2 separate regions of the Homo sapiens genome follow, and region 2 is linked to region 1. A link is an interaction called in ENCODE POLR2A ChIA-PET data of the cell type or tissue named here. Cell type or tissue: OCI-LY7. All regions are shown on one strand. Each heading gives the region's core, and the rest is flanking DNA. Links, peaks and the distances in the headings are about the cores only. Region 1 overlaps LOC107985372 (a long non-coding RNA gene). Region 2 overlaps DESI2 (desumoylating isopeptidase 2).

Region 1 (4,399 bases), core at 261-4,260:
ACTCTTTCACCTCATTAGCAAAAAAAAAAAAAAGGCTTAAATTTATTTAGATCTCTCAAACTTTTTAAGATGATACCTTTTTTATTGCAACACTGTCCCAAGAGTAGACATGTCTTTGACATGGGAGACCTCTGGTGTCTCTATGTTTTCTATATAGAGCTGTACTGTCTGATACCATAGCCACTAGCCATATGTGATTCTGGAGTCTCACTCTGTCACCCAGGATGAAGTACAGTGGTGCCATCTCAGCTCACTGCAACCCCCACCTACCAGGCTCAAGCGATTCTTCCACCCCAGCCTCCTGAGTAGCTGGGACCACAGACTCAGGCCACCACACCGGGCTGTTTTTGTATTTTTGGTAGAGACGGGGTTTCACCACATTGCCCAGGCTTGTCTTGAACTCCTGAACTCAAGTGATCCTCCTGCCTCAGCCTTCCAAAGTTCTGGGATTATAGGCATGAGCCACCGTGCCCAGCCAATATGGGACTCCTTAAATTTAAATGTCTGGGGGCCAGGCACGGCGGCTCACACCTGTAATCCCAACACTTTGGGGGCCTGAGGCAGGAGGGTCACTTGAGTTTAGGAGTTAAAGACAAGCCTGGGCAACATGGCGAAGCCCCACTTCTGGTAAAAATACAAAAATTAGCCGGACATGGTGGTGCATACCTGTAGTCCCAGCTACTCGGGAGGCTGAGGCAGCAGAATTGCTTGAACCCGGGAGATAGAGGTTGCAGTGACCTGAGATCGATCACGCCACTAAATTCCAGCCTGGGCAACAGAGCAAGACTCCGTCTCAAAAAAAAAAAAAATTAAATGGCTGAGGTGGCAGCTCACACCTGTAATCCCAGCACTTTGGGAGGCCTAGGCAGGAGGATTGCTTGAGCTCAGGAGTTCAAGACCAGCCTATGCAACATAGTGAGACCCCTATCTCCACAAAAAAAATTTTTTTTTAATTAGGTGAGTGTGGTGGTGCACACCTGTGGTCCCAGCTACTCCAGGGGCTGAGGTGAGAGGATCACTTGAGCCCGGGAGACTGAGGCTGCAGTGAGCTGTGATCATGCCACTGCACTCCAGCCTGGGCGACACAGCAGGCCCTGTCTCTAAATAAATGAAGTTTAAATGAAATAAAATTAGAGGCTGGGCGCGGTGGCTCACGCCTGTAATCCCAGCACTTTGGGAGGCCGAGGTGGGTGAAGTGCCTGAGGTCGGGAGTTCGAGACCAGCCTGGCCAGCATGGTGAAACCCCGTCTCTACTAAAAATACTAAGATTAGCCGGGCATGGTGGCAGGCACCTATAATCCCAGCTACTCGGGAAGCTGAGGCAGGAGAATCGCTTGAACCCGGCAGGCAGAGGTTGCAGTGAGCCGAGATTGCACCACTGCACTCCAGCCTGGGTGACAGAGCGAGGCTCTGTCTCAAACCGCTCCCCGCCCACCAAAAAAAAAAGAAATAAAATTTAAAATTCAGTTCTTTCAGAATGAAATGAGCACTTCACATTTCAAGTGCTCAGTAGCCACATATGGCTGGTGACCACCATATTAGACGATGCAGCTACAGAATATTTCCATCATTGCAGAAAGTTTTATTAGCACTGAATTCAAGAGTGACTTTTAATTTATGCAACCGTATATGGTTTTACTCCTGGACTTTAATGGAAAATGGAGGCCCACCATAACCTGCAGCAGATCCTATGCCAAGGGGGCAGGAAGTGCCATTCCACTTATGGTGGAAGGAGGTGGTTTGGGGGAGGTGGAGGTGACTCCTGTGCTTACTCCCTGTGAGAAGAATCAACCTCTCAGGGCCTGAGGGGTAAACATTTGAGGAGGGAAGTGAAAGTCCTTTTTTTCTGAACTGTTAAGCACCCCCACCTAGTGCTCGTAATATTATCATTTTATGTACAAATTGGATGCAAAGCCTACCACCCTGTCAAACTACAGATTGCAGTGTGATCAGTTCAACTGCAAAGATTGGCCAGGAAAATCAACTCTCACCGTGGACAGCAAGGAACCAAGTGCATCAGCAGACTCTCCACTCATTCCTCCCCGTCACTGAGAAAGAGCCCAGAGCGGTGTGGGTGACTGACGTGGAACGGAGCTGCTCTGCGCTGAGCGTCGGCACTTGGAGACCTCGATTGAATCTATTCGGCAGGAGAGCTGAATTCAGAGCAGCCCACGGCTCACCCCAGCAATTGTCAGTGCTGGAAAAATCACCACCGTTGGTGTATTCCCGGCCACTCTGCTGGACGGATGGCAGGATTCCCAAGTAGTGAAGGGGAAGGCGGCCCTCCTGCCCTTCCTGCTTCCTCAGGTGGGCCCCGCACCTGTGGGCCGGCCTGCCTGCCTGCTCTGCTTGCGAGTGGCTCAGAAATGCCGGCTCCCAGGCCGTCGGGCTGTTCCCGGGATGAGACCTGCTGCCTACACATGTCACAGCAGTGGGTTCTGTTCAAAAAGTGACATGAGAGAAGAGAAAAGTCTCTGCTCCCTCCCATGACAGTCATGGAGAGTTTCTACCCTCTGTCAGGAAATCCGACTCTGTGTGTGAGTGTGTGTGTGTGTGTGTGTTCACATGCATGATTGACACTTCGCTGCCTCAGCACCTCGCCGATCCTGCATCTTTCCTGTGAGTTCAAAATGAGAATACACCCACATTTCTCTACTGTCAAAAGTTTTAGAACTGTTCAAGTGTGTTGTTAAGTATTCAGAGAAAAGGAGCTTGGTCCTGGGAGAACTGTTGAGTGGCGGGGATTAGCAGAGGGTATTGAAAAAGAAGACTGAGGCGGCTGAAGGCAATGGCAGAGGTGGAGAGACCCTCACGCGTGAGCTGCAGGGTGTATGTGCCTTTGGGGATTCAAAGGAGTGAGACCTGCTTTGACTGTGGAGGAAACTGACCACATATCACGCCTCCACTGAAACGTTAATTAGCAGAGCCTGGGAGAAGAGCTGATATCCTCACTCTGGTAGGGGCTGTCAGCTTGTCAAAAGGAAAGCTCTGCTTAGCTCAGAAGCCCAAACCTCTAACCATGGCTCTAGATGTGTAACATTCGGAATGTCAAGGACTCAGCCAATCCAGATGATTACAACAGCCCTAAATATCTGATGGGAGGACAATTAGGCAAGACAATGATGAAAGGCGTCTGGCTGGCAAAGAGCAAGCAATACTATATTTGAAATGACACAGTCTTACATATAGAAAATCCTAAGGAAGCTACTAAATTATTATTGGAATTAATAAATAGGTTCAGTTGCAGGGCACAAGGTTAATATACAAAAATCAACTGTATTTCTATATACTAGCAATGAACAGTACAAATGTAAACTTAAGAAAACAGTTCTATTTATAATTGCATTGAAAAGAATAAAATACTCAGGAATGAATGTAACAAAATAAATACAAAACTTACACTCTGAAAATTACAACATATTGTTGGAAGAAATCAAAGATGAACTAAATAAATAGACATCCCACATTATGGATGGGAAGAATCAATATTGTTAACATGGCGATACTCCCCACATTAACCTACAGATTCAATATAATTCCTATCAAAATCTCAGCTGAGATTGTGAAGAAAAAAAAAATCCCAGCTGACTTTTTTGACAAGCTGATCTTAGAATTCATACAGAAATGCAAGGGACCCAGAATAGCCAAAACAATCTTGAAAAAGAAGAACAAAGTTGGAAGATTCACACTTCTCAATTTCAAAAGAGTACAGAGTTCAGAAATCAAGACAGTGTGGAATGGACAGAAGGACAGACATACAGATGAATGGAGTTGAATGGAGTTGAATGGAGTGCTCAGAAATAAATCCTCACTTCTATGGTCAATTGTTTTTTGACAAGAGTGCTAAGACCTTTCAATGGGAAAGAATAATCCTTTCAACAAATTGTACAAAGACAACTGGACGTCCTCTTCCTTACACCATACACAAAAAACTCCAAATGGATCATAGGCCTAAATATAAAAGCACAACCTACAAAACTTATAGGAGAAAACACAGGAGAAATCTTCATGCCTTTAGGTTGGGCAAAGCCTTCTTAGCTATGACACCAAAAGCACAAGTGACAAAGAAAACAGTAGATAAATTGGACTTCATCAAAGTTAGAAACTTTTCTGCTTCAAAAGATGCCATCAAGAAAGTGAAAATGGCTGGGCACAGTGGCTCATTACAATGCTCAAGTAATCCCAGCTCTTCCGGAGGTCAAGGCAGGAGGATTGCTTGAGACCAGGAGGTTAAGGCTGCAGTGGGCCATGATGGAGCCACTGCACTCCAGCCTGGGTAACAGAGCAAGACTCTGACTCAAAAATTAAAAATAAAAGACTGGGTGGGGTGACTCATGCCTGTAATGCCAACACTTTGGGAGGCCAAAGTGGGTGGATTGCTGGAGCCCAGGAGTTCAAG
Region 2 (4,399 bases), core at 176-4,175, 110 kb before region 1:
CATGTGACGTGCCTGCTCTCCTTTTGTTTTCCACCATGATTGGAAGCTTCCTGAGACCCTCGCCAAAAACAGATGCTGGAGCCATGCTTGTACAGCCTGCAGAACTGTGAGCAAATTAAACCTCCTTTATAAATTACCCAGTCTCAGGTATTACTTTATAGCAACACAAAAACGGACTAACACACCAGGTTAGAGAAGCGTTGAGAAACACTACTATTGATTTCAAAAATTAATAGCAGTTGGCCACGCGTGGTGGCTCATGCCTGTAACCCTAGCACTTTGGGAGGCCAAGGCGGGCGGATCACGAGGTCAGGAGTCCGAGACCAGCCTGGACAACATGGTGAAACCCCATCTCTACTGAAAATACAAAAATTAGCCAGGCATGGTGGCATATGCCTGTAATCCCAGCTACTCTGGAGGCTGAGACAGGAGAATCGCTTGAACTCGGGAAGTAGAGGTTGCAGTGAGCCAAGATCGCCCCATTGCACTCCAGCCTGGGTGACAGCGAGACTCTGTCTGTAATAATAATAATAATAATAATAATAGCAGTTATTTCAGCATGAATAACTGCCAGCAGTAAATCATTATTGTAGGGGAGTAGGATAGTTTCACAACTGAAATCATTCCGTAAAAGGCTCAGTTCTCATATGCTTTTTTGTTTTGGTTTGGTTTTTTTTACAGTTATCTCACTAAATATTCACTTAAAATAGACATCATCCATATTGTCTGCATAGCTTTGGCAGGACTTTGAGGCAGAAGGACTTGATAAGGCATACTGACCTTGAATTAAATTTGCATCTTCCACAGGCAGCCTGCCCAGTTGTAAAGATTGAGCCTTCCAGGCGTGTTCTCTAATAATAGATCTAGGAAGCCCTAACAGGAGCAGAAGCATTTGGAGGGCATCTCTTTCTCTAACCAACTCTCCCTGGAAGGGCTTACCCTCTTTTCCTCTGAATCTATTAAGAAAAAACGTCACACCAAAGAAAAACATCTAATTTATTCGCTTCATAATGTATATTCTAAACATTTATTCAGAAATGTGCTACTGTTCATATGTGAAGTGGCTGACCAAAATACATATTTAGAATTGTTTTCTTCTGCTCTTGATATATTCCTTTTTTATATCCTGTTTTCCTTGTGACTAAAAGCAGATGTTTTTAGAAGGCAGCTGGCTAGAATTAGGAATGCAGCCTGTAATTTAAGAAGTAACCTATTTAAAGGTTTTTGATTGGGTATAGAGAGTTCAAGAAACTAATTGGACTGTCTTGTGTTACTAGAAAATGTTTTATGGTAGCTAGTATTTTTTTTCACTTTTTTTCCATTGAGAGTTCCATTCCCATAACTTATATATTTCACTGATAGTAAACTTTATTGGACCATGTCTAATAATAAAAACAGGGAAATGGAAACTTTTTGTGAATTTCTTGGTTCACATTTTGCTAACAGAGGAAAAACTTTGTTATAATGCCGAATTATTCTTTAAGGAGCAAAGTATGTTCTGTATCTAAAGGAATGTTTATCCTCGGGGGCTCAAGGCATGTACAGAAGAGTTTTTGTTTAGGTTTGCCAACTAAAACATGGTATACTCTTCTGTCATTTGGGACAAGTTAATAGATTTACTTTACTTCTGTCTCTTTTTTTTTTTTTTTTTTTTTTTGAGACGGAGTCTTGCTCTGTTGCCCAGGCTGGAGTACAGTGGTGCGATCTCGGCTCATTACAACCTCCGCCTCCCAGGTTCAAGTAATTCTCCTGCCTCAGCCTCCCAAGTAGCTGGAACTACAGGCGTCCGCCACCACGCCCAGCTAATTTTGTTTTGTAATTTTTGTAGAAACGGGGTTTCACCATATTGGTCAGGCTGGTCTCGAACTCCTCACCTCAGGTGATCCACCCGCCTCTGCTCCCAAAGTGGCTACAGGCGTGAGCTACTGCACCCGGCCGATTTACTTTACTTCTATTCATAACGGTCTTTTTTTTTTTTAACAGCCTTTTTGAGATACTGTTCATATACTAGATGAACTATATAAAATGTACACCCATTTAAAATGTACAATTCAGTGAATTTTAGTATATTCACAGTTGTGAAGCCATCATTACCACAGTCAATTTTAGGATATTTTCATCACCCTAGAGAGAAGCCCATACCCATTAGCAATCACTTCCCATATCTTCCCAAACTTCCAGTCATAGAACCACGAATCTACTTTCCGTCTGTGTAGCCTATTCTGGGCATTTCATATAAATGGAATCATGTAATATGTGGTCTTTTGTGATTGGCTTCTTTCACCTGGCATAATGTTTTCAAGGTTCATTCCTGTGGTAGCATGCATCAAATACCTCATTCCTTTTTACTGAGAAATCATATTGCGTTTCATGGATAATACCACATTTTATTTATCCAGTAATCAGTTGATAAACATGTAGTTGTTTCTACTTTTTGGCTATTACAAGTAATGCTGCCGTGAACATTAATTACAAGTTTTTATGTGGCTATATATTTTCATTTCTCTTGGGCATATGCCTAGAAATAAAATTGCTAGGTCATATGGTAACTTTAGGTTTAACTTTTGGAGGAACTGCCAAACTGTTTTCCAAGGCAGCTGTAACATGATACATTCCCACCAGTAATGTATTCGAGTTCTAATTTCTCCACATCCTAACACTTGTTATTATCTGTCTTTTTGATTATAGTCATCTGAGTAGGTGTGACATGATAGATAATGGTGGTTTTAATTTGCGTATCTTCTTAGAAGAAATACTTTTTTTTAGATCCTTTGCCCATTTTTTAGTAGGGTTATGTGTCTCGTTGAGTTCTAAGAGTTCTTATATGTATTCTACATATAAGTCCCTTGTCGGTATATGACTTGCCAAAATTTTCTCCCAGGCTGTGGTTTCCCTTTTCACTTTCTTGATAGTGTTCTTCAAAGCACTAAAGTTTTAAATTCTGCTTTCATCAATTTTTTTCTTTTGTTGCTTTTGCTTTTGGTGTCATATCTATGAAGCCATTGCGTAATCCAAGATCATGAAGATATGCTTCTCTTCCAAGAGTTTATAATTTAAGCTCTTGCATTTAGGTCTTTGATCCATTAAATTAATTTTTATATATGGCATGAGGTAGAAGACCAGCTTCATTCATTTGCATGTGGATTTCCAGTTGTCTCAGTTCTATTTGTTGAAAAGACTCTTCTTTTCCCACTGAATTGTCTTGGCACCTTTGTTAAAGATCAGTTGGCCATCATTATAGGGGCTTATTTCTGAACTCTGAATTCTGTTTCATTGATCTGTATGTCTATCTTTATGCCAGTAATACACTGTCTTGATTACTGTAGCTCTGTGCTAAATGTTGAAATCAGGAAGTCTGAGTCCTATAACTTTTTCAAGATTGTTTTAGCTATTCTAGGTCTCTTGAATTTCCATATGAATTTTTAAATTTGTCAATTTCTGCAAAAAATGGCAGCTGAGATTTTGACAAGAATGGCAGTGAATCTTCAGGTCAACTTGGGAGAGTATTACCATCCTAACAGTATTAAATCTTCCAGTTCACAAGCGTGGAATGTCTTTCCATTTATTTAGGTCTTCTTTAATTTTTTTCAACAATGTTTTGTAGTTTTCAGATACAGTTTATGAACTTCTTAAATGTATCCATAAGTTTATTTTTTATGTAACTGTAAATGGAATTTTCTTAATTTCATTTTTTGAGTGCTTATTGCTAGTGTATAGAAATACAATCAATTTTTTTTTTGAGACAGAGTCTTGCTCTGTCTCCCAGGCTGGAGTGCAGTGGCGCGATCTCAGCTCACTGCAAGCTCCACCTCCCTGGTTCAGGCCATTCTCCTGCCTCAGCCTCCCGAGCAGCTGAAACTACAGGTGCCTGCCACCACACCCGGCTCATTTTTTGTATTTTCAGTAGAGACAGGGTTTCACCGTGCTAGCCAGGGTGGTCTCAATCTCCTGACCTCCGTGATCCGCCCGCCTCAGCCTCCCAAAGTGCTGGGATTACAGGTGTGAGCCACCGCGCCTGGCCTACAATCGATTTTTATATATTGATCTTGTACCCTGCAATGTTTTTAACTTATCTATTAGTTTTAGTAATTTTTTAGTGGATTCCTTATGATTTTCCTGTATATAATATCATATCATCTGCAAAATGAGATAATTTTACTTCTTTTTTTCCAGTTTGAATGCCTTTAATTTTTCCTTCTTCAGTAATTGCCCTGGCTGGAATCTCCAGCACAGTGTTTAACAGAAGTGGCAAGAGCAGACACTCTTATCTTATTTTTTATTTTAAAGGGAAAGCATTCAGTCTTTCACCGTTAAGTATGATATTAGCTGTGAGGTTTTTCATAGATGTTCTTTATCAGCTTAGGGAAATTTCCATCTATTCCTAGTTTATTGAATAGAT

What was found. Peaks named below come from ENCODE experiments on the same cell type or tissue, not always from the same donor. Only the 100,000 strongest peaks of a DNase experiment are listed, where the experiment ranks them.
Region 2: POLR2A ChIA-PET joins it to region 1 with 7 read pairs; 2 of 35 experiments call an interaction of 5 or more read pairs at or near these places.

What each region holds. Positions count from the first base shown.
Region 1 is chr1:244,786,865-244,791,263 of GRCh38, forward strand. The region is part of intron 1 of LOC107985372 (a long non-coding RNA gene); the gene reads right to left. Among named protein-coding and RNA genes, the nearest start is that of COX20, 47 kb to the right of the region's middle. In OCI-LY7, for the core only: no CTCF peak of the experiment used is centred there; a DNase peak (open chromatin) is centred at 1,857.
Region 2 is chr1:244,672,356-244,676,754 of GRCh38, forward strand. The region is part of intron 1 of DESI2 (desumoylating isopeptidase 2); the gene reads left to right. Among named protein-coding and RNA genes, the nearest start is that of DESI2, 21 kb to the left of the region's middle. In OCI-LY7, for the core only: no CTCF peak of the experiment used is centred there; no DNase peak of the experiment used is centred there.